Regions from separate parts of the Homo sapiens genome. Here region 2 is linked to region 1. Evidence: chromatin loops called from intact Hi-C (ENCODE). Cell type or tissue: endothelial cell of umbilical vein. All regions are shown on one strand. Links, peaks and the distances in the headings refer to the core of each region. The heading gives the core; the rest is flanking DNA. Region 1 has its middle 23 kb from the start of MYO3B. Region 2 overlaps UBR3 (ubiquitin protein ligase E3 component n-recognin 3).

Region 1 (12,580 bases), core at 2,743-10,742:
TTCTTTAATTCTCGTATAATTCAGCTTTACACTAAAAAGAAAGTGAAGAAGTGGGGAAGAAAGGGAAGGAGGATAAATTCCAGTGAAGCAAGTGCTCTTTTTCTAAAGAAAAAACACTAGGGCTCAGAAACTCTGTTAAATTGTTTTTATTGTGAAACTGGAAAAGGTTCCAAAGAGAGCAACCCGGATGATTAAAGTCATAAATACGTTCTGAGAAAAGCTCAAGAATCTAGGATTTTTCACTACAAAGAGAAGATTAAGAAGACTGAATAAATGACATGCACCAGTAAAGTACTTGGTTCCTGTCTGCAATATTAGAGAGTTGTGCTAGACATAAAAAATAGCTGTACTTCTTTCCTCCTCTTTTTCCTCCTCTCCTCCCACTCTGCCTTTTGATTGAAAAGATGTGGGGGTATCTCAAAATGACAAAAACCTACTCGTGAAGGGATATTGAAAGTTAAAATAATTACTAGAGTAGGGCGAGAAAAGAAAGAGAGAAGCCGACAGATTCTCAGGATAGGTATTAGATTACTGGTTCCATACAACATGAAGGAGAACTAAATGATGCTGAGGTTTCTTGTGCTTCAGTCTAATCTTAAAATTAAATTAGGTGATAATGTATATTCTTCTCACTTGACTTTTAGCCGTATTTCAAAAACCACCCTCCCCATACCTTAAAATATACAAATGTAAAAAAAAATTAGTCAAACAATATTCTATTTACACATCACTTAACACTTCAAGAAAACAATAAAGTGGTGTCACTCTAACATCTTTGGTTTCAAAGTACCATGTAGGATAAATGCATTTCTAATTAAAGACTTCCAAACTTTCAAAATGAAACAAAAATTTGCAAAATGAAACTAAGAAACCAAGTAACACTTAATTTTGTTATATTTAGCCTCATGTCAGCTATTTTTGTTTTAAAGTGGTTTATGATTCAATTGGCAAATGTTTAGGGAACGTATCTCATGTGCAAAATATTATCCTAGACACGGTGGAGAAAACAAAGAGGCAAAAGGAAAAGTCTCTACTGGCATGAAGCTTATAATTAAGTTGTGTAGACAAAGCATAAGTATTGTTACAAGTTAAATAAAAATGTATAAGAATGCATTATGGGCCAGGCACTGTGGCTCACACCTGTAATCCCAGCACTTTGGGAGGCCGAGGTGGGTGGATCACCTGAGGTCAGGAGTTGGAGACCAGCCTGACCAACATGGTGAAACCCCATCTCTACTAAAAATACAAAATTAGCTGAGCAGGCTGACGCATGCCTGTAGTCCCAGCTACTTGGGAGGCTGAGGCAGGAGAATCACTTGAACCCAGGAGGCGGAGGTTGCAGTGAACCAAGATCACATCATTGCACTCCAGCCTGGGCAACAAGAGCAAAACTCCATGTCAAAAAAAAAAAAAAAAGCGATATAACAAATATCACGTGGCAGGTTGCAATTAAGTACAAAATAATAAGTGCAAGAAACTCCCAGTCTCAAGCAGGGGTCATCACTGTGGGCTGGGGAGACTGCCTGGAGGAGGAAGTCCTGAAGGGGTCCTGCAAGCTGACTGAGAGTCACAGGAGAGGGCTGCACAGCTGAGAAGCAGGAATGTGAGGCTTAAATCAAGAATCTAGAAAGCAAACAAGAGAACCAGCATAGGGGCTCTCCAGGAGGCAGTGGGATCAGCCTGGGTGGATGTTTTGGCACAACCCTGGACTTCAGTTCTTTGGGGTTTAGAAGTTTCTTAAGAGAATCTCAAATAAAATTGTCATTTTGGGACCAGGGGTCTGGTTGCAATTGGTTTATTTGTATATACTGCTTACTGTGTTCCAGATGCAGTTCCAAGTGCTTTTTAAAGATTAACTCAATTCATCTTCATGACACCCCTTTGAGGTAGGTATTAGGAAGCTAATGCACAGAGTGGTTACAGTAACTTGCCTATGGCCACACCATTAATAAGGGATGGAACCAGTATTTGCAGCCAGCAGTCAGGCTCCCAGGTCTGTCCTGCTCAGCACCATGTTATACCCTACAAAGAAGACCAGGGCAGAATGTGCCTCCTGGAAGCAGGTCAGGAGTCCCCACCCAGGGCTTGAGAACTGAGTCAGGGTGATGGTGGAAGGAGGGGAGAAGGACACTGGAGGAATAAGGAATAGGAATAGATAATATAATGACTGGTTAGATATGAGTGGGGGAGGACAGCAAGGGAGAGGGGATAGGGAGTGGGGCTAGGGGTGATAAGAAAGGAAAATTCAAAGGGACTTGGAATTTTTAATTTTTATGCTTCCCCTGGTGAGGAGCAGGTCTACTCAGGGATAATGAGTCCAAATTTTGACCCAAAAAGTATGAGCTCCTTGAAGTCAGACAAATCTCAGTTTGAATCTGGCTGTGTGGCTTTGGGAAAGTTTCACAATCTCTCTGTGCCTCTTCTCCATCTCTAATGGGAACAATTCCAATAGCTGAGGTGATGTAAATCAAGAGTCTGGCACAGTGTCTGACAGGAGAAAGCCTTCCATTCAATGTCTTTAAGCCACTGGAGGTGTGGAACCCAGAGCCTGGACATGAGTTCATGGCTAGACAATTTGGATTTGGGGATGGAGAGAAGGCAGAGCTTGAAATAATCAGGAAAACAGCAATGTGACTGCCACTGTGCTGGGCTCTTCGCATGCTTTATTTTATATAATTCTCACAACAACCCAACAAGGCCATTTAAAGATGAGAAAACTGGCTTAGGAAGGATGAGTAAGAGGCAGCTTTTCCAGCCTGGGTCTGCCTAACTCTGAAGGCCTCAATCCTCACAGCTCATTGCCTCCCCAGCTGGTGTTATGAGAGGTGAGATCACCAAGAGATCGCCAGAGACTATCAGGGTTGGGGAAGATGGATGGAGACTGAATGGGAAAAGAGACCGAGAGGGATTATGGGAGTTTCTTTCCCTCCCCAGCCTCTCGTAGTCATGGATGCCGTCTGCAAACTGTGGGTATAAGCTGGCAAACAGTGGTTTTTTTTTTAAAACACCCAAATGTCAAAAGAGGAGTTTGGCAAAGTGGCTTTGTGCATATCATCTACACCACATGGGGAATCTCCAGTCAACTCCAGATGAGGAGCTGTCTCACCTCCACCACCCAGGAAAAGCCCAGACCTGTGCCCCAGACAGCCACCTGGGGTCTGCTTTCTCTCTCTCCTGCCAATCCTATTTCCAAGGGTGGACCGGATCCCTGGTGGTCCTCTCTTTAAAGGACTTGACTCAACACAGCATTGTTCTGCACCTAAAATCTGCATCCCACCCTCCCAGAGATGTGCTCCCAGCCTGCCCCCTTCAATACGAACACAGGCCTAGAATTGGAGTAGAATTTTCCAATCCCTCTTGGTCTGGGTGTTCTGACCTGCTGGTCATTGAGCTTTTCCTGAGAAGGAGCCACCACTTCTTGTCCCAGGGTTTCCTTGCCTCCTGCAGCCCAGTAAGCCTCCATGCTTATATTCCCTGCCTATCTTGCAGGCTATTTTAATTCCTTCTGGAAAATATTTCTGATGGAGTGGTTAGTGGAGATCCTAGCCAAGGAAGGCAGAGTTTCAAAGAAAGAGTGGTCGATAGTATTAAAGTCTACAAGACAACCGAGGACCGTGAAAAGGCCATTTGAGTTAAGCTGGTAAAGGCTAATGGTGGCTTTCAAATATGCAAAGGAGGCAGAAGCCACATTGTAAGGGTTACAGAGGATCTGTAAACCACTTTCCCCTCAAAACTTGTCAACAACAAGAAGCGAAAAATAAGATGATGGAGAATGGGCCCCAAGTGAAAGTTTTCCTTAAGTTATTAAAAATCCAGGGGTTATTTTCCAGCAGAGGATAAAGAAACAGAATATAGAACCAAAGTCTAAGGTGTAACAAAATTTCCCCCTTGTTGTTGAAATATTTATATCTATTTGTCATCATGGATTAACTTTATTTTCCAAAAGTTTTAATGAGCAAGTAAAGTATATATGAATATAGGTATCTTTTCACTTGACTTTTGAAAATGATGCCCATAAAAGTTAATGTATGCAAATCATTTAAAAATTATAAGCCTTGTATGACTCTCTGACCTCCTTTGATTAAATTCGACTGGCATAAAAACAAGTAATTGAAGTATTAAGAATCAATTAACAGTGAGCTGGCTGATTGTCATTACACCTTTAATTAGCAGTATTGGTTTCAGTATCACAGTGCTATGGTTAGCAGCTATAAATGAATGGATTGAGCAGCCACCAGCTGACATTTTGAGAACCTTGATACATCATCACTTTTTCCTGCTACTAATTAAGATTTATATCTTCCACTGTATTAATACTGCAAAGGCCTTTGTGATGGAGGCAGGATTTTTCCACTGCCTTTGTTTCTGTGGGTCTCATCGATTACAGTGTACATTGCCTGGGATCACAGACTTGTAAACACCATCCCAGTGACTCAGTTCAAACAGGGTCTTCTGCTGATTCATTCAACAAACACTTACTAAAGAACGACCACATGCAAATCACTGTGCTAAATGTTAGGGCAAAGGAGGAGGAAGAGAGGAATCCAATGATGAGGGAATATAGGTATTCCCTCTATATTTAAGAAGCTCATAGTTTCAGGAGGAGATACACATAGTACTTCACTGTGATACAGTAGGATGTGAATTATAATAGGATAGAAATAATGTGAATGGGAGCACAGAAGACAGAGAAGTTAGTTCCAACTTCCAACAAGTTACTTTTTTTGTTTATTGCCACAAAGATTCAAGGGCTCACTCTCAGTCCATACAACTGGGAAGGAGAATTTTATCAGGTCATTCCATGAGCAGTCCATGGACATTTATGAAAAAGGCGACTCACCCATCTCCAGGCCATGATTCCCACTCACTGCTGAGATGGGCACTGCCTGTCTACAGCTCAGGCTCGGCTTTCCATTCTCTTGTCAGAGGGTCAGTGCTTGTGCCTCTCAGGGCATAATTTCTCTCTTCTTCCCAAAGCAACTCAATGCCAACAGTTAGAATGAACTCAACGCTCATTTAATTATGTGGGTTCTCCTATGATTAGATAAACATGCATAAGAATGACTTTGAAAGCATTTTTATAAGCTCCTTTCCAGGCCATGCTCTAAGAGATTTTATTTAAACTGATACTCTAGGTTATTTTGATGCTAGAGGTCTCCAGACCACATTTTGAGAACCAGCACTCTAGCTTTACAGCTAAGGAAGCTGAAACCAGACAGGTAAATTATCCTAGTACCTAGTTAGTATATAATAACAGCAAACGTTTATATAGCACTTACAATGAGCTAGGTATGGTTCCAGACGTTTTACACATGCAGTAGGAATTCATTTAATCTTCACAACAACTCTATAAGGTAGATATGCTTATCATCTCGTTTTATAGATAAGGAAACTGATGCACAAAGAGGTGAACTAAGTTGCTCATGGTCAACAATAAGAAAATATCAGACTTGCCCCTTGAATCCAGACTGCCTGAATCAAGAGTCCACCATCACCACTATCTCAGAGGGGCAAATGTGGGTCTGAACCCAGGTCGTCGGATGTCCATAATGGGTGCTCTCTATCACACGTGCTGCTTTGAAGGCTGTGAGTCTCAAATAAAAAGCTGGAGTTCTGCTGTTGGCCACCGAGAGACCCAGTGATTTTTCTTTCCAGGAAGAGCTGGCTTGTTTCTGAGACTTTTCCGTACCACTTCTTTGCCTCTGCAAAATTCTGTACTTTTCTTTGCTTAGGGCATCTTGAGAACCAGAGCAGCTCAACTTCAGAACTATAGTTAAGCTAAGCTTTAACTGACACATTCTTTGAGCAATTAAACTGACGCATTCTGTTAGCAATTCCAGAGGAGGACAGGAATTTAAGTGTGTGCTGAAGATTAGAACGCCTGAAATTATACTTCCAACTTTGCCTCATTGTTAAACTTTTCTTTTTTTTTTCTGCTTGAACTGACTGAGAGACCCAACTTCTCATGGAAAAGCTTGGGAAAGTCAGAAGTTCCAGTCATTAAGAAGAAAGTGTGGAAAGTCTGGTTGACAGAAACAAGCTCAAAAGCAGAAGTGTCTGACTACAAATTCAAGTGCACTTGTCTGCATGAGAGAATAACCTTCATGAGACATTTCTCTTTATGACTCTGCTGTTTCGAATCTCTGGCTGGCTGTAACAATAATTAAGCAAAGTTTTTTATTTCTGAGTCCCTTCATTTAAAAAAAAAAAACAATGAAAAAAACTCTCCATGGTCCCTTTAGTGAGCTCTTCCTTGCTGCTTTGTTACTTGGTACTGATAGCTAAAGGTTCTTATTCCAGCTGGTTCTGCAGCTCTGACTCAACTGCCAACTTCCTGACTTTCAGAAATCTCATTTCCAGATCCCTGCTGTTTTTCTGCGTGATGCTGATTGCTGGCTCTGGTTCCCAGGAGGCGCCCAAGATCGGATTAACTGCCAGCTTCCTGATGCACAGCCTTGTTATCAGCGCCTATATCCTTGTTCAGCAAAGTGCCTCTCCACCAACTTAATGTTCTTTTCACCACCCCATTTCTGCACGATGTAGTCACAGTAAGACACAGAGTGTGCAGTCCCGATCCCAGTGCTACATAATAAAGATCCAGAGCTCACTTTTGTTGCACTCATGTTCTCGCCAACTGCTGGTCACTAGACTATCAGGAACAATAAGCGCAATTTTGGAAAGGGTGATGCCTTGGGATTTTATTGCTGCACTACACTAGGACAAGGAAAGCAATTGTACTGTGCAGTGTTGCCCAGCATTTGAGAACTCTTTGTTGTTTTTGCCACATTCAAGGCTTTTTGTAGGTATCCTTTATCAGGTTTAAGAATTACAGATTACAGGCATGAGCCACAGCTAGGCACAATGGCTCATGCCTGTAATCCCAGCACTTTGGGAGGCTGAGGCAGGAAACTTGCTTGAGCCCAGGAGTGCAAGACCTCCCTGGTCAACATGGCAAGGCCTCATCTCTATAAAAAATTTCTTAAAAAATTAGTTGCTGGGCATTGTGGCATACACCTATGGTTCCAGCTACTTGGGAGGTGGAGGTAAAAGGATTGGTTGAGCCCAGGAGGTCAAGACTGCAGTGAGCCATGTTTATGCCACTGCACTCTAGCCTGGGCAACAGAGCAAGACCCTGTCTCAAAAATAATTAAATAATAATAATTTCCCTTCTATTCCTAGTTCGCTGTTTTTTTTTCATGAGTGAATGTTGAATTTTTTAAATGCTTTCTCTGCATCAATTGATATAATCATGTGCTTTTTCTTTTGACTATTAATAGGGTGACTTGCATTGATTGATTTTCACAGACTGAACTATTTTTGCATTCTCAGGATAAACTCCACTTGGTTGTGGCGTAGTATTCTTTTTTTATATTGCTGGATTGTTGTGCTAATAATTTGTTGGGGGGTTTTGTGTCTATGGTCATGAGGATATTGACCTGCAGTTTCCTTGTCTTGTTACTGCCTTCGTCTAGTTTTGCTTTCAGTGTAATGCTAGCCTCATAAAATGAGTTGGGAAGTATTTCTTTCTCTTCTATTTCCTGAAAGAAATTGTTGAGGATTGATTTCTTTTTTAAATATTTGATAGACTTACTGAAACTCTAGTTTTTAAAGATTTTTTATTATGGATTCAATTACTTTTGATAATTATAAGATCATTCAGATTATCTATTTTGTCTTGGGTTAGTTTTGGTAACTTCTGGTTTTCTGAGGACCTAGTCTGTTTCATCTACATTGACAAATGTATGTGAATAAGAAACTTATGCTTCAGTCCTGCAGCCACAAGGAAATAAATTCTGCCAACAACCTGAGGAAGTTTGGAATCAGATTCTGCACTTCCCCCCACCATCATCCACCCCCAAGCTTCTGATGAGGCCACAGCTTCATCCAAGACCCTGAGGGTTAAAACTTGGTGAGGCCCTGAAGTAAAGTAACCAACTAAGCCATACCCAGGCTTCTGACCCCTGAGATAATAAATATGTGTTGTTTTAAGCCACTACTTGTAGTAATCTGTTACACAGCATTTAAGCCACTACCTGTAGTAATCTGTAGCATAGCATTTAAACCACTACTTACAGGAATCTGTTACATAGCATTTAAGCCTCTACCTGTAGTAATCTGTTACTTAGCATTTAAACCACTACTTGTAGTAATCTGTTACGCAGCATTTAAGCCACTATCTGTAGTAACCTGTTACATAGCATTTAAACCACTACTTGTAGTAATCGGTTACACAGCATAAAAAAAAAAAAAATTGACACAGTGCAATCTTTTCCTGTCCTCTACCTGTATAACTATGATTGAAGTGAAATTTCTTGTAGACAGCATATAGTTGGTGTGTTTAGACCATTTACATTTAATATAATTATTGATCAGTTTGGATTTAGTTCTACCATCTTATTTGTTTTGTTTGTTTCTAAGTTGGATCCTTTTTAAAAATCTATTTGACCATCTCTGCTTTTAATTAGTATTAACTGGAATTACTTTCCTTTTCCCTGCCTTCTTTTGGGTTAAGCATTTTTTTATTATTCTATTTAATGTATTTGTTTTCTTACTATATCCCTGTATAGTTTTTTTTCAGTGCTTGCTGTAGTGATTACAACTTAAGCAATATTCCACTTGAAGCAGAAAAACACAAGCACACTATGAAACATTAAGTATGCGCTAATATTATGAAAGGAAAAAAGATATAGCGGAATGAAATGGAATGACATGGAATGGAAGAAAAAGGAGCCTGTGGCCTATTGTTTCGACTCAATCCAGAAATGTCAAAGTATCAAATGCTCAAAAATAAATTTTCTCTTGTAGTACTAGACTGATAAATATTAAATTCTTTCCTAGACCATGTATCTCAAGTAATTAGACTGGTTTTATGTCATTTGGGCCAGATATGATATAATTGAGAAATCTTTTTTTTTTAATTTTTATTTTCCCTTCCTGTCTAGACTCCCACACCCTGCTTAGAGGTGGAGCCTGTGTTCTGTTTTAGGAAGTCACCCCAGTCCACTGCTGGGAATCCCAGCCAAGCCATCTTTCATGGTTGGTTAGGCACTGTGTCTAGCAGACTGTACACACCCACCACTGGAAGTCCCTCCAAGAGAAAGAGTCAGGTTAAGATGGCAGTTCAGACCCTCAGTCTGGTAGGTACATTGGGGCAAGCGTGAACCAGCCTTGCAGCTCCACAGGGCCCTAAAGCAGATACCAGTCCATTCCCCATCATTTCTGTTCCACCAGTAGACCTCTCTACTCATCCTCTCTTCTTCACCTTCTGAGTAAGGCAGAGTGGTAGCCATGAGTGCCAGGCTTCTCTTCCCTCCCTGCATTAACTGTGTTCAACATTGTCCCAAGGATTTCCCCCTCAGCCACTGGGCCCTTAGCACTGTCCTCAATGGTAAAGTGGATTTCTTCAGATTCCAACATGGAATTTCCCCACACGGTCACCAAAACAGCAGAGGGTGGTGAGAGGTGACTGAACAGAGAGGCGCCATATGTGCAGCCAGGGAGGTAACTGCACAGTCTTCCTCCTCAGCCAGACACAGGCAGCACCTAGAGAGTGCCATTCGGAATTGCTTCAAAGTCCTGTAATGAAGATGACCTTTATAAAGTCCGTTTAAGATACACCTTAAAGGCAGAAGAGAGCTCAGAGAAACATGAGCATGTTCTCTCACTGTTCTGTGAGATGATTCTGACAACTCTGAGCCTATATGCTTAGGAAGGTTGTGTTCCAGTTACTCTTATATTGTTTCCTCCTTCCCATTGACTTACATATAAGTGACAAAAGGAATGAATTAATTACCTAAGTAAAATGAAGAATGTTTAATTTTCTTCCCCCAGGCCTATAAAAGTCAAAGAGGACATGTGTACAGTTGTAGTACAACATTTACAGAATCCAAGGGACACAAACAATTACTTAGTACTGCAAAGATTAAACCTCAGATGGCAAGATGGGGTTGCATGATCCTTCACAGACAGTCCCATCTGCCTGTCAATGGTTAGGCCATACACCCGGACTGGTGTGCCTCCCTCTCTCCCTTCCTTCCTCCATAAATACTTAACAATTCACTCCATACCTGGCACTATGTTAGGTACTGGGATATTTGTGACTCTGTAAGCATTAGACAACACTAATTATCCATCTGAAGCTGTTCTTTCTTTGCATAGGAACATGCTTGTAGCATATGTGGTTAGACTGATTTCTCAGCCTCTGTTGCAGTTCCATGTGGCTATATATCAACATTCTCCTCCATGGAAAGTGAGAAGTAATGTGTGCCATTTATGCCAAAGCTTTCAAGAAGTAGCTATGAGGGGATGGCGAAGCCCCAAGAGGGCAAGGAAGTAGGTCCCTGAATGTCTTTTGTGGAAAAAAGCCAGTCACTGATCAGGAACACCTGCCTTAACTATTATACACATACATTTCTTTTTTTTTTTTTTTTTTTTTTAAGTGCAAGTAATTTATTTGGGAAGTGATCCCAGGAAGCATCAGGAGAGGAGCAGGGAAGCTGACAAGGGCATGCGGGGACTCTGGGAGGCTTAGATCCTACCTCTGATAGGTCCTGAAGTATTGTGATTGACTGTCGGAAGCCTCCTAAGGTCAGCGCCACTGCCGATGCGTTGGTATTACACCTTTGTTACTCCTTTTTATCTTAACCGTTTATTTCAAGAGTTTCTTTGCTGATCTGCTCCCAGACTGGTTTGTACCTGGTACCAAAGTTAATTTTCTTTTTTTATTTTTTTTATTTTTTATTTTATTATTATTTTTTTTTATTGATCATTCTTGGGTGTTTCTCGCAGAGGGGGATTTGGCAGGGTCACAGGACAATAGTGGAGGGAAGGTCAGCAGATAAACAAGTGAACAAAGGTCTCTGGTTTTCCTAGGCAGAGGACCCTGCCGCCTTCCACAGTGTTTGTGTCCCTGGGTACTTGAGATGAGGGAGTGGTGATGACTCTTAACGAGCATGCTGCCTTCAAGCCTCTGTTTAACAAAGCACATCTTGCACCGCCCTTAATCCATTTAACCCTGAGTGGACACAGCACATGTTTCAGAGAGCACAGGGTTGGGGGTAAGGTCACAGATCAACAGGATCCCAAGGCAGAAGAATTTTTCTTAGTACAGAACAAAATGAAAAGTCTCCCATGTCTACCTCTTTCTACACAGACACGGCAACCATCCGATTTCTCAATCTTTTCCCCACCTTTCCCCCCTTTCTATTCCACAAAACCGCCATTGTCATCATGGCCCGTTCTCAATGAGCTGTTGGGTACACCTCCCAGACGGGGTGGTGGCCGGGCAGAGGGGCTCCTCACTTCCCAGTAGGGGCAGCCGGGCAGAGACGCCCCTCACCTCCCGGACGGGGCGGCTGGCCAGGCGGGGGGCTGACCCCCCCACCTCCCTCCCAGACGGGGCGGCTGGCCAGGCAGAGGGGCTCCTCACTTCCCAGGAGGGGTGGCCGGGCAGAGGCACCCCTCACCTCCCGGACAGGGTGGCTGGCCGGGCGGGGGACTGACCCCCACACCTCCCTCCCGGACGGGGCGGCTGGCCGGGCAGAGGGGCTCCTCACTTCCCAGTAGGGGCGGCCAGGCAGAGGCGCCCCTCATCTCCCGGACGGGGCGGCTGGCCAGGCGGGGGGCTGACCCCCCCATCTCCCTCCCGGACGGGGCGGCTGCCGGGCGGAGACGCTCCTCACTTCCCAGACAGGGTGGCTGCCGGGCGGAGGGGCTCCTCACTTCTCAGACGGGGCGGCTGCTGGGCGGAGGGGCTCCTCACTTCTCAGACAGGGCGGTTGCCAGGCAGAGGGTCTCCTCACTTCTCAGACGGGGCGGCCGGGGAGAGACGCTCCTCACATCCCGGACGGGGCGACAGGGCAGAGGCGCTCCCCACATCTCAGATGATGGGCGGCCGGGCAGAGACGCTCCTCACTCCCCAGATGGGATGGCGGCCAGGCAGAGACGCTCCTCACTTCCCAGATGGGATGGCTGCCGGGAAGAGGCGCTCCTCACTTCCTAGATGGGATGGCGGCCAGGCAGAGACGCTCCTCACTTCCCAGATGGGATGGCTGCCGGGAAGAGGCGCTCCTCACTTCCTAGATGGGATGGCGGCCGGGCAGAGACGCTCCTCACTTTCCAGACTGGGCAGCCAGGCAGAGGGGCTCCTCACATCCCAGATGATGGGCGGCCAGGCAGAGACGCTCCTCACTTCCCAGATGGGGTGGCGGCCGGGCAGAGGCTGCAATCTCGGCACTTTGGGAGGCCAAGGCAGGCGGCTGGGAGGTGGAGGTTGTAGCGAGCCGAGGTCACGTCACTGCACTCCAGCCTGGGCACCATTGAGCACTGAGTGAAGGAGACTCCGTCTGCAATCCCAGCACCTTGGGAGGCCGAGGCTGGCGGATCACTCGCGGTTAGGAGCTGGAGACCAGCCCGGCCAACACAGCGAAACCCCGTCTCCACCCAAAAAACACGAAAAGCAGTCAGGCGTGGCGGCGCGCGCCTGCAATCGCAGGCACTCGGCAGGCTGAGGCAGGAGAATCAGGCAGGGAGGTTGCAGTGAGCCGAGATGGCAGCAGTACAGTCCAGCTTCGGCTCGGCA
Region 2 (12,580 bases), core at 2,820-10,819, 220 kb after region 1:
AAAAAAAAAGTTAATAAGTAATAGAGGAAAAAAGAATAAGAATGAAATAGAAAATGGGGGTGGGAGGAGAGAGACAATCAAAACTTGGTTCTTAGAAAACATAGTAAAACTGATAATCATCTCATATGACACCTAATTCAAAATAAGAAATAGCAAACACAAATAAATAATAGGAATAAAAACACAAGGAAGATTTTTTTAATCATTAAATATAAACGTAAAATAAAGATTTCTTAGAAAAATATAACTTAGTAATTTTTTTCAAGAAATAACCTAAGCAAGCCTAAAACCTTTAAAGAAAGTGAATGTGTAGTTTTAAGTTATCCACAAAAAAAGATGTATGAGGCCCAGGTTGTTGAACAGGCAAGGTCTATTAAAACTCAAAGGAACACCACATGAATAAGAATTAAGTTGGACCACTACCTCACAGCATACATAAAAACTAACTCAAAATCGACCAGAGAATTTGATGTAAAAGCTTCAGCTTTAGTTTTATATTTTTAGGCATAAAACTCTTGGGGAAAAACATAGGTTTAGGTATCTGTGACCTTGATTTAGGCAACAGAAGGAAAATTAAATTAATTTAGGCAACAAACAGGAAAATTAAAGAAAAAAATTGGAATTCATCAAAATTTAAAACATTTGTGACCCAAAGAACACTTTCAAGTAAGTGAAAAAGACAATCCACAGAATGACAGAAAACATTTACAGACCGGGCACAATGGCTCATGCCTGTTATCCTAACACTTTGGGAGGCTGAGGCAGGCAGATCACTTAAGCTGCAGAGATCAAACCAGCCTGGGCAACACATGTAGAGACCCCATCTCTACAAAAAATTCAAAAATTAGCCATGTGTGATGGCGTATGTCTGTAGTCCCAGCTACTCGGGAAGCCAATCAGGACCACATGAGCCTGGGAAGGCCCAAGGCTGCAGAGAACTGTGATCATGCCACCAGCCTGGGCAACAGAGTGACAGTGTCTCAAAAAAAAAAAAAAAGGAGAAAGAAAATATTTGCAAATCATATAACTGATAAGTCTAGTATTCAGAATATATGAAGAGGTCTTAAAACTCAATAATAAAAAGTGCAATTAAAAAATGAGCAACAAAATTGGCAGCACCTGATACCTTTATAAATGGAGGTGGGAAGGCAAGGGGCTAAAATAAGGAGGATCGGATGAAAACTGCCTTTCCACCACTGAAACAGAATTTTGGCTACAGAACTCATCTCTGGGGAGGATCAAATAGCAAGTACAATTGAGGATATGAGGATGAGAGATTAAAATCATCATATAAGTATTTGACTCAGAGTCCCTAGGCCTTGTCTCTCAATCCGTTTACAGAATAATAGCACCAATACCATTTCCTTCTGGGCAATATCTGAGGATACTTCCCTGAGGAATCTGACCAGGCCAAAAAGAAAGATCTAACACAAGTGCTTCTCAACCAACCTGCCTACCCAAATCACCCTATATTAAAATTCAGAATCTACTAGTTCCACCAATGCACTCAAGAACTCTTAATAACAAGCAGTCAACATTGTCAGACATCTGGGGAATGCCTCTAACTTGAAAGCTAGAGACTGAACAATAGAAAATGCATCTTAGATGGATTAAAGACTTAAATGTCAGACCTAAAACCATAAAAACCCTAGAGGAAAACCTGGGCAATACCATTCCGGACACAGGCATGGGCAAGAACTTCATGTCTAAAACACCAAAAGCAATGGCAACAAAAGCCAAAATTGACAAATGGGATCTAATCAAACTAAAGAGTTTCTGCACTGCAAAAGAAACTACCATCAGAGTGAACAGGCAACTTACAGAATGGGAGAAAATTTTTGCAATCTACTCATCTGACAAAGGGCTAATATCCAGAATCTACAAAGAACTTAAACAAATTTACAAGGAAAAATCAAACAACCCCATCAAAAAGTGGGCGAAGGATACGAACAGACACTTCTCAAAAGAAGACATTTATGCAGCCAACAGACATATGAAAAAATGCTCATCATCACTGGCCATCAGAGAAATGCAAATCAAAACCACAATTAGATACCATCTCACACCAGTTAGAATGGCGATCATTAAAAAGTCAGGAAACAACAGGTGCTGGAGAGGATGTGGAGAAGTAGGAACACTTTTACACTAACTAGTTCAACCATTGTGGAAGTCAGTGTGGTGATTCCTCAAGGATCTAGAACTAGAAATACCATTTGACCCAGCCATCCTATTACTGGGTATATACCCAAAGGGTTATAAATCATGCTGCTATAAAGACACATGCACATGTATGTTTATTGCAGCACCATTCACAATAGCAAAGACTTGGAACCAACCCAAATGTCCAACAATGATAGACTGGATTAAGAAAATGTGGCACATATACACCGTGGAATCCTATGCAGCCATAAAAAAGGATGAGTTCATGTCCTTTGTACGGACATGGATGAAGCTGGAAACCATCATTCTGACCAAACTGTCGCAAGGACAGAAAACCAAACACCGCATGTTCTCACTCATAGGTGGGAATTGAACAATGAAAACACTTGGACACAGGAAGGGGAACATCACACACCGGGCCCTGTTGTGGGGTGGGGGGAGTGGGGAGGGATAGCATTAGGAGATATACCTAATGTAAATGACGAGTTAATGGGTGCAGCACACCAATGTGGCACATGTATACATATGTAAGAAACCTGCACATTGTGCACATGTACCCTAGAACTTAAAGTATAATAATAATAATAATAATAAAAAGAAAACGCATCTTAGAGGAAACAAATACTACATAGAATGAAGAAAAAAAATCTTCAAAATAAGAAAACTATCATTAATATATCAGAGAAATATGCTGTACCTATGATTATGAAGATGCTATAAAATTAACTTTGCATTTAAAAAAATTGGTTTCTGGGCCAGGCACGGTGGTTCACGCCTGTAATCCCAGCACTTTGGGAGGCCAAGGTGGGCGGATCACCTGAGGTCGGGAGTTCGAGACCAGACTGACCAACATGGAGAAACCCCATCTCTACTGAAAATACAAAATTAGCCGGGCATGGTAGCGCATGCCTGTAATCCCAGCTACTAGGGAGGCTGAGGCGGATGTATCGCTTGAATCCGGGAGGCAGAGGTTGCGGTGAGCCGAGATCATGCCATTGTACTCCAGCCTGGGCAACAAAAGTGAAACTCCATCTCAAAAAAATAAAAATAAATAAAAAATAAATAAATTGGTTTGTATATAATACTACAGTGACAACATATAAATGTAATTTTCAAAATGATCCCAATAGTCATGATGAAATATTTCAACTATTCTATTTCATTTAGCATAAAAAAAGCAATTTTTAATTTTACTTCATTTCTTTGTTTGCTTTAAGCAGTAGCCACTAAATATGTGGCACCTAGATTAATAAATTGTTCCAAAATAAAGGTTATATATTTGTTGAAGGCCCAAGTAATACATCATTTTGACTGCTCTTTTCAAAAGCATTAATAGAATAATGCAAATGAAATGCTACATGACAGAAAAAAATTATTTAAGTGACTCAAACCAACACGTAATTATTGACTAGTTTGAGACAAAAATGATATATATAAACTCATACATCATACTTTCAAACATGGGGCAGCAGCCATTAACCTTCAAGATGGGAGACAGGAGGCAACAGAAATATAAGAAATTACATATTTTAAAAAATGTACTTTACAGTTGAATTTAAAACAGATGCTTTATGAAATCATTTCTATCTTTGGAAATGGCCTAGCTCATAGTTCTAACAACACTGCCACTGTCAGACATATTTCACTGGGCACAATGGCTCACATCTATAATCCTAGCACTATGGGCGGCTGAGACAGGAAGATCACTTGAGACTAAGAGTTCAACACCAGCCTGCGCAATATAGCAAGAACCCACCTCTACAAAACACTTTTAAACAATTAGCCAGGCATGGTGGTGTGCACCTGTAGTCCTAGCTACTCAGGGGGGTAAGATGGGAAGATCACTTGAGTCCAGAAGTTGGAGGCTGCAGTGGGCTATGATCACGCCACTGCACTCCAGCCTGGGTGACAAAGTGAGACCTTGTCTCAAAAACAAACAAACAAAAAACAGACATATTTTCACTGAGCTTTTCTGAGCCACAATGTCTTCATATATAAAATATAACACTGAAATGAATGGATGGTTTTCCAACTGCTGGTTTGCTTTGTTGTTGTTGTATTGTTTTTGTTTTCTTTTTAAGAGTTGAATGCCCACTCAGGGGTATTTGGAAGGGAGTGAGGGAAGCAGGATGAGCCACTTTCACTCGCTTAAGCCTCTTCTTGCTGTTGCCCAACTCTGTCTTCCAGTGATGGCCCACAAGACGCTTTTATAAAACCTGGACTAGATCTTAAAGGCCTTTTCCAGCAATAAGAGCCTAAAATTCTAAGCATCTAAGCATCACATAAAGCAAACGGCTTACTTTCACTTAAACTCTCAGCACAAAAACTGAAAGAAATCTACTTTTCATTCGTTTAACAAATATTTACTGATTGCCTTTAAAGTGCCTGGCACAGAGCTAAATTGTGAGAACACAAAAGTTTAAATTTATCTGACCATTTTTCATTTTAGTTTGCAAGATGACCTCCAAAAGGCCTGCTTACAAATAAGAAAAGATCCCTCCCAGTATAATCAGTTAAGCCACTTTTTGTCCCTTAAAATTAAAAAGCAGATGAAAATGATCAATAGCAAACAAATCGGCCAGGCACGGTGGCTCATGTGTGTAATCCCAACACTTTGGGAGGCCGAGGCAGAGCATTCAATAAATATGTACTGTTAAATAAAATTTCCCATTTAAAATTGATTACATTATTTAATGATTCCTTCAAAGCTTTGAAAGTTTCAGCCCAATCTCAGTACAAATTTCTAGTAACTACAAAGTAAAAGAGAATAAAATTTACTTAATTCTTATACATTCAAAACAACTAACCATCATCACTACCCTGAAAAAAAGGCAGAGCCATTTAAGACTGGTGTTTATGAAGTCTCAATAAGGTTTTCCATGCAAATGCTTCTTCCCAATTTTCTTCATTTTTCAATTTTTCAACAGGAATTACTCAAATTTATTTATTCAACAAATATATTATGAATACCTACTAAGTGCCAGAATTGAGATAAGTATTAAAGATGTAGACGAGATACAGAGATAAAAATATATTCCCTCAAGGAGCTAAGAGTTAAGTAAAAGACTACAAGCAAGTACATTTTTACAAAACTATATGAAAAGCAGAAAAAGAGGGAGTTAAGAAACCAGAGAAAGAGAACCTCAGTCTAATTTCTCCAAGGGTTTAGAGAAACGGAGAGAGAGATGCCGATGGCTGAACTGGGTTGTTGTTGTTGTTGTTGTTGTTGTTATTGATTTAAAGATCGTTTTGGTTTTGTTTGGGGGAGGAAGTGAATTAAAATTCCACATTAAAAATTTTCTTCAGATATTTGTCTGTGATAGATATTTCTATTACTGCAAAGTCTTGGCAAAAGAGAAGTTTCACTTTGATAGTTATCTGGATAAGTACTAATACTTTCTCAAAATCAAGGACATTTGCATCATTTAAACTTGCTTTTTAAATGTTTAACTTTAGCTGTAGGAAAGCACAAGTAAAAGATGATATCTTGTGATATTTGGCAATATAATATTAACTATTAAGGTTTAAAAAGAGGTGAAATAATACATTTACAATGGTCTACAATTTACAATAACATACAAAATTGAATTCTGCATTTAAAAGATATCTTTCAAAATTTTTGTCTTCTGCAGTCATCAATACCGTAAACTATTTTGTTAAATATTTACAAGTAAAATTAATTTTGCTTTGGCTATTTTCCCAGTTGTCATGAACACAGAAATATGTTCACTTATTACAGACACCCGTCACCATCTCTGATGTCAGAGAATTCTATTCTCTTAACTTGTGCCTCCCCTACTGGTTCAAAAGTAGAACAACACAAAACCAAGCCTTTAATTCCACTGATGGAACAGCAACTAAATAAGTTTCTGTTTTTTAATTTAGTGATCATGTTCTAAATTTATCAGATTAACATCAAATTTTGGATAAAGATCTTAACATAAATCTCCACCAGATTATTTTTTAAACCTTAAATTATTATTTTCACCTTTAAAGAATGAAAGTATACTTTAATGAGAGCATATCATATCTGTGTTATCACTGAAATTTTTCCATATAAATATAAAATACTGTTATGATGCTAATCAATTTGATGGACTTACAATGCAGTATATCTGTCCATTGCAGACTGCACATCTCTACGGTAAACTGTTCGAAGAATGACCATGACGGGGTCAAACTCTTGATCCCAGACTTCAGCTATTATTCAAAAGAAAGTAGAAACATTGACTTCTCAGAAATAAAATCAATATTTATTGACTTATTACATTTGTTAAGTATATTTTACATTTAAAACACAGAACAATTTAATCTGATTATAGTATTTGCCTTAAGAAGCTTGATGCCATGATTACTTTTCTAAGTCAAAAATCACAATTTCATCATCAGGAATGTTCTCTTGAGTTCAGCAAGCACTAAAGAACAAAAGTTTTGTAATACAACAATGCCTCACCAGAAAAGTTTACTTCATTGTTGTTGTTGTTGTTTGTAAGGTGCCAATTAGAAAGAAACACAGCAGGTTAGGATCTCTGAGAGTATTTAAAGTTAAGCAGGGCATGATGCCTTACACCTCTAGTCCCAACTACTTGGGAGGCTTAGGCAGGAGGCTCACCTGAACCCAGGAGTTTGAGACCAGCCCAGGCAACAAAGACAGACCTCATTTCCCAAAAAAAGTATTAAACAAAAAAAGTACTTAAAAGTAAAAACATGAAAACTAGATTTAAAGATTAATGAGGCTGGACACGGTGGCTCATGCCTGTAATCCCAGCACTTTGGGCAGCTGAGGTGGGCAGATCACTTGAGGTCAGTAGTTTGAGACAAGCCTGGCCATCATGGTGAAACCCCGTCTCTACTAAAAATACAAAAATTAACCAGGCGTGGTGGCGCACACCTGTAATCCCAGCTACTCGGGTGGCTGAGGCAGGAGAAACACTTGAACCCAGGAGGCGAAGGTTGCAGTGAGCCAAGATCACGCCACTGCACACCAGCCTGGGCAACAGAGTGAGACTCAGTCTCCAAGAAAAAAAAAAAAAAATTAATGAGCTATTGATTTTGAAGAGACCCACTTTATAAGTCTTTTTTGTTTATAAAAGATTTTCTGCTCCTTTGCTAAAACTGATAATTTGTCTTCTTACCTTCTGCATAATTAGGAACCACTATCTTGTGTGTGGAATGTGTACAACTGATGGTTCACAAGATGATTTTAAGTATTAAGTATATAAAGCTTTTCATTTTAATAATTATGTAATTATTTTTAATGTGTATAATGTATATTAGAAAATTGTAACTTGCAAATAAAATTCATGACACCTCACTAATAATCACGCTTAGGAAGAGGCAAGGTTTTTTTTAAGTTAACTCATTTTAAAAAATAGTGAAATACTAAGTATATTTCAGTAGAGAGGCTATTTAGATGTGGCAAAAATCTAAAGGATAAACTGAGATAATAATTTTAGAAACCACCGCCTTAAGAGTATCTCCTTAATAGATTTTTTTCTCTCATTCTCTCTAGCAAAATTCTTAACATTTGAAAACATGGTAAGAAGCTTAAGCTTCTCCCTAACCATCCACTATAATTACAACCTTCTAGCACAAGACACTGTTAACCATTGTTAACCACTGTCCCTAGTTTCATGTAACAAGCTATTCATCTTAAAGTATCAGAAGTATGACTTAAAATTCTGAAGACAGTCCTTCACAAAGATCTTTATTAGTATTTCTAGAATCATTTATCGTCCTTTTTTTTTTTTTTTTTTTTTTTAAGACAGATTCTCGCTCTGTCACCCAGGCTGGAGTACAGTGGCGCGATCTCGGCTCACTGCAAGCTCCGCCTCCCAGGTTCACGCCATTCTCCTGCCTCAGCCTCCTGAGTTGCTGGGACTACAGGTGCCCGCCACCAAGCCCGGCTAATTTTTTGTATTTTTAGTAGAGACAGGGTTTCACCATGTTAGCCAGGATGGTCTCAATCTCCTGACCTCGTGATCCACCCACCTTGGCCTCCCAAAGTGCTGGGATTACAGGCGTGAGCCACTGCGCCCGGCCTTGATCGTCCTTCTCTTTAAAGTCTATTATTTTGCATAATTAACATGCCAAAGCTTTTATCAGAATTGCACAACCTTAGCAATGGAAGAAAACTTCAGTGATTAATTAGTCCAGTGGGCTTCAAACAGTGTTCCATGGAGCTGAATTACCACAGATGTATAACAGGGGCCACTTTAGGAGCAAGTAGATAGCAGGACAGAGAAGAAGCTAGGTTCACTACCCACACCCACTTTAACAGGAGTAAGCCAGCTTTTGTTGGTTTTATATTAATATGACAAATTCACTTAAGGCTTAGTCCCCGAAACCAGAGGCTTGTTTCAACCACTTTTAAAAGTTTAAAAACTTATTTTACAGATAAGAAGCCAAATCCAAAGATAAAAAAACTGGCTAGGCATGGCGGTTCACACCTGCAATCCCAGCACTTTAGGAGGCTGAGGCAGGAGGATTGCTTAAGCCCAACAGTCGAGACCAGCCTGGGCAACACAGCAAGGCCCTGTCTCTACAAAACACATGAAAATTAGCCAGCATGGTGGTGGGTGTCTATGGTCCCAGCTACTGGGGAAGCTGAGGTGGCAGGACCACTTGAGCCCAGTAGGTCAAGGGTGCAGTGAGCTATGATGGCGCCACTGCACTCCAGCCTGAGCGACAAAGTGAGGCTCTGTCTCCAAAAAAATAACAAAAAAAAAAACAACTAATTTCCTAAACCACACAACTAGCAAATATAATTCATATGGTATTTAAATATGACACTCAATTTCCTTGCTCTAATCTCCGAATGCCCAGTATTCCATCTCAGCATTGTTCAGAACAGTCATCTAAACAGCTTGTTTTAAAAAGCAGATTCCCAGATTTCACCCACAGAGATTCTGATGATAGCAGATAGGAGGTGAGACACAGGGGCCTGCATTCTTAATGAGGAGCGCAAGTGAGTCTGACAGAGATGTAATCGTCACATCACACTTTTATAAGCACTGCACTACACCACAGCACCACTCCACTCCCAAATTCATCTAATTTTACACACAAAATATCCTCTACACTAAAAAAATACTGTGCTTTTCTTTTAATGGAATACTTTCCAACCAGAGACTGGATTTTCTTGCTCCTTGTGAACTCCCTGAAAAATCCCAAATAAGGCTTTTCTGTTCTGCTTTGCCAAACACACACAGTACAGTGTATATTATTTACAACTTCAAAATGGGCATTGGTTTTTCATTTAGACAACGTGTTGAGGGAGTCAAGAAGCACGTAACTGCTACTTCCTTCAAAATTTTCACTTAGAGAAGTGAAAATATGAAAGTCAAACAAAAAAAGACTGTGTAAATCAAAACCTCACTTACTTCTGGCTGCTGTCAAGGATGTCAACTATGAATCTATGCGGGAGAAACCTTCCAAAACCAATCATCCACTTAAGGAAAACGTTCTGTGCATTTAACATAGGTTCAAAATGTAAGTAAGTGCTATCAGCATTCTATGTGGACTTTTTTTTTTTGAGATGGAGTTTCACTCTTGTTGCCTAGGCTGGAGTGCAGTGGCCACGATAGGGTCTCACTATAACCTCCACCTCCTGGGTTCAAGTGATTCTCCTGCCTCAGCCTCCCGAGTAGCTGGGATTACAGGCACCTGCCACCATGCCTGACTAATTTTTTTGCATTTTTAATAGAGACGGGTTTCATCATGTTGGCCAGGATGGTCTCGAACTCCTGACCTCAGGTGATCCAGCCACCTCGGCCTCCCAAAGTGCTGGGATTACAGGCATAAGCCACCACACCCGGCCTATACAGACTTTAATTTGAACTATTTCAAGTTAAAATTTGGGTCGTGAGGATTCTTTTGCTGTTTCAAAATCAAATTTGGAGAGTAAATACATTCAAAATATTTTTTAATATACATTTTGTTTTATAGTTTCTGGTTCATTTATGGTTATGATCACTTATAAAAATGAATTAGAGTTCAAATATAAATTTCCTTTATAGTTTAGAGTCATCTAAGAAGTCTTAGTGTAACATAAAGCTATAGATTTCTAAGTAATTGAAAGCAGTATCACTGTTTACCAATAAAGACATACATTTATAACAAAATGGAGAAAAGAAAACCAAAGCTTGAACGAATAAAAGGTAAACATTTTCTTTTAATACACAGAAGAATTCACCATTCAAGAACTGATATTTGAAAGAGTCCATTTATGTATATAAACATACCTTTGGGAGTATACATGCCTTGTTGCATAGAACCTCCAGGTTCAAAAACAGGAGCCTTAAAATCAGCTACAGCTGATAAAACTGATTCAAAGCTGTAACTGCCTGGAATAATGCCACTTTTGGGATTAGGATTTTCTGGAATATGATATATATGTCAAGAAAAAAATATTAGTAACAAAAAGCCAGATTTATAGCCTTTCCAAGGTACTCTAGTTTCTCATTTTGCTGAAGTAGACAAATAGTAATTGGTTGTAATATACAAAGCTGGCCACAAGAGGGCTATATAATACAACAGATCAATAATAACTGTTTTTAATTGTGATTTTTGAAAATATGTTTAATCTAGGAGCCTACTAATAAATTGTATGCTGCAGTAGTTCCCAGGTATATTTTCCCCGAAATAAATTTATCAAATTTCAGAAAACGATAGAAAAACTTTTAAAAATGTGTCTTCATTTTTACCATTTTGTAAATAACTTTTCCTTAAAAAACAGAAAGAACTTGTGAAAAATTAGCCAAGATTTTTATGAGCAAAGATTGTTTTTCCAAAAACACAAAATTTCATCCCCAAAGAAAAAAATACTAAGCAAATATAAGCAAAGAGGCAAACCAAAAAGATTCTCTCCTCACATTAAAGCACATAAATCTTTAAAATTGAAAGACACAGAGATCGTTTTTACTCTATAATAGCACTGACACATAGTTCATAATGACTGAAGGAAATCATCAGACAGTATCAAATTGAGGCTGCTTACAAAAATCAAGGTTGTCAAACAGGCATTCTAATAGGACTTATTTCACAAAATAAAAAGTTTAGCCAATTCTTCCAAACATAGTCATAAGATATACAAATACTAAATTCGGCCAGAATTTTTATCACAAAATTACTTGATAATCTTTGTGTAAAATTTTATTAACATTAACTTAAAAAGATAATCAGATTCTCATTGTATGTTCAGTCCTATACAAAGAACCACAGGTTCCCTGTTTGTACACAAAAATCTATAAATTCAAAAATCCTTTAAGACCAAATTCTACAGAAAAACCCTCAAAATGTTTAAAATCCTGGTAATAATAATCGTAAGGTATACCTTTAACTGTTAACCATGAATTGCATCCTGGCTACACAGACAAAATGGACCTAGCTGCCTTTTATAAAACGTTCAGTAATGCTGTCCACTAGGAGGTTAAATGCTGGGGTGGCCAAAGCCATCATTCAGTCCTGAAATCTACCCTAAAGTCTAAGAAGAGTTCCCCAAGAGGTAATAACAGGAGGTTAAAAAAAAAAAAAAACAGTCACCAGGCTTGAATACATACTTGAGCACACAACTGGTGTTCTTCTTTTTCTATATTATTTTTCAACTTTGAAAAAAAATTAATCAAAAAATTGATAAACTATTAATCATAAAAAATACTTATTTTAGATCCTGCAACTAACAGAAAGTAAAATTTTAAAAGGATATGAGGTCCAGCAATGAACTGTGTGTCCTGTCATTCATACACAGCTGGGCTACCATCTCGGCCCTGAGAATCTCATCATCAGACATTCCTAAAATTATTAAAAACGGAATTAACAAATCTGAGTATACATAAATTATAAAGAAAAAAACTTACCACACTTTTTACTAAGCTGTTTTACCAAATATAAGATGCTTCAAATTAAAGAGTAAAGAAGCTATGCTCCAAACATAACTGCAGTTTAACTGCTGTTTGCAGTTCCCTTAAGCAAAGGATATTCTAAAAGGTATACCTACAGTACAACATATCAAGAGTTTGAAACATTGTTTACATTTATCTACATCCTTTCCTTTTTTCCCTAAGCCAGTTACTACCACAGGGAGGGGGAGAAAGGGAGGAAAACAGTTAATGCATAAGTATTAGTATCAGTGAGTTTTACCTAAATGTAAACGAAGACTCAAAAGAATCACAAGAAATGTAAGAGCGCCTTCTAACATCGACCTCTCATGCTCTGCATCAAGTACTGTATTTTGATGTTGTGATGCCATTGTCAACAAATCCACTACCTTAAATCTACAAGAAGAAATATTTGAAACATATTTTTATAAATTAAAACAAAATTAACTGGACACTTCCTAATACCTGTCTTAATAAAATTATGCCTACCTTTCAAAGACGGATGAAATAAAATAATCTGGGTCAAGTCTAGAAGCACAAAC

What was found. Hi-C counts contacts between places; a loop is a spot of excess contacts. Peaks named below come from ENCODE experiments on the same cell type or tissue, not always from the same donor. Only the 100,000 strongest peaks of a DNase experiment are listed, where the experiment ranks them.
Region 2: it touches region 1 in a loop (3-fold over the local background); 3 of 110 quality-filtered maps call a loop at or near these places.

The regions. Positions count from the first base shown.
Region 1 is chr2:170,149,082-170,161,661 of GRCh38, reverse strand. No RefSeq gene overlaps it. Among named protein-coding and RNA genes, the nearest start is that of MYO3B, 23 kb to the left of the region's middle. RefSeq lists a silencer at 6,089-6,138. In endothelial cell of umbilical vein, for the core only: no CTCF peak of the experiment used is centred there; DNase peaks (open chromatin) are centred at 4,391 and 6,381; H3K27ac peaks cover 1,302 bases.
Region 2 is chr2:169,926,692-169,939,271 of GRCh38, reverse strand. UBR3 (ubiquitin protein ligase E3 component n-recognin 3) reads right to left here. Exons shown (of 39, transcript NM_172070.4): 15 at 12,528-12,580; 16 at 12,301-12,434; 17 at 11,867-11,952; 18 at 10,404-10,545; 19 at 6,264-6,360. Among named protein-coding and RNA genes, the nearest start is that of UBR3, 110 kb to the right of the region's middle. In endothelial cell of umbilical vein, for the core only: CTCF peaks have their summits at 5,956 and 10,653 (motif pointing right); DNase peaks (open chromatin) are centred at 5,981 and 10,661.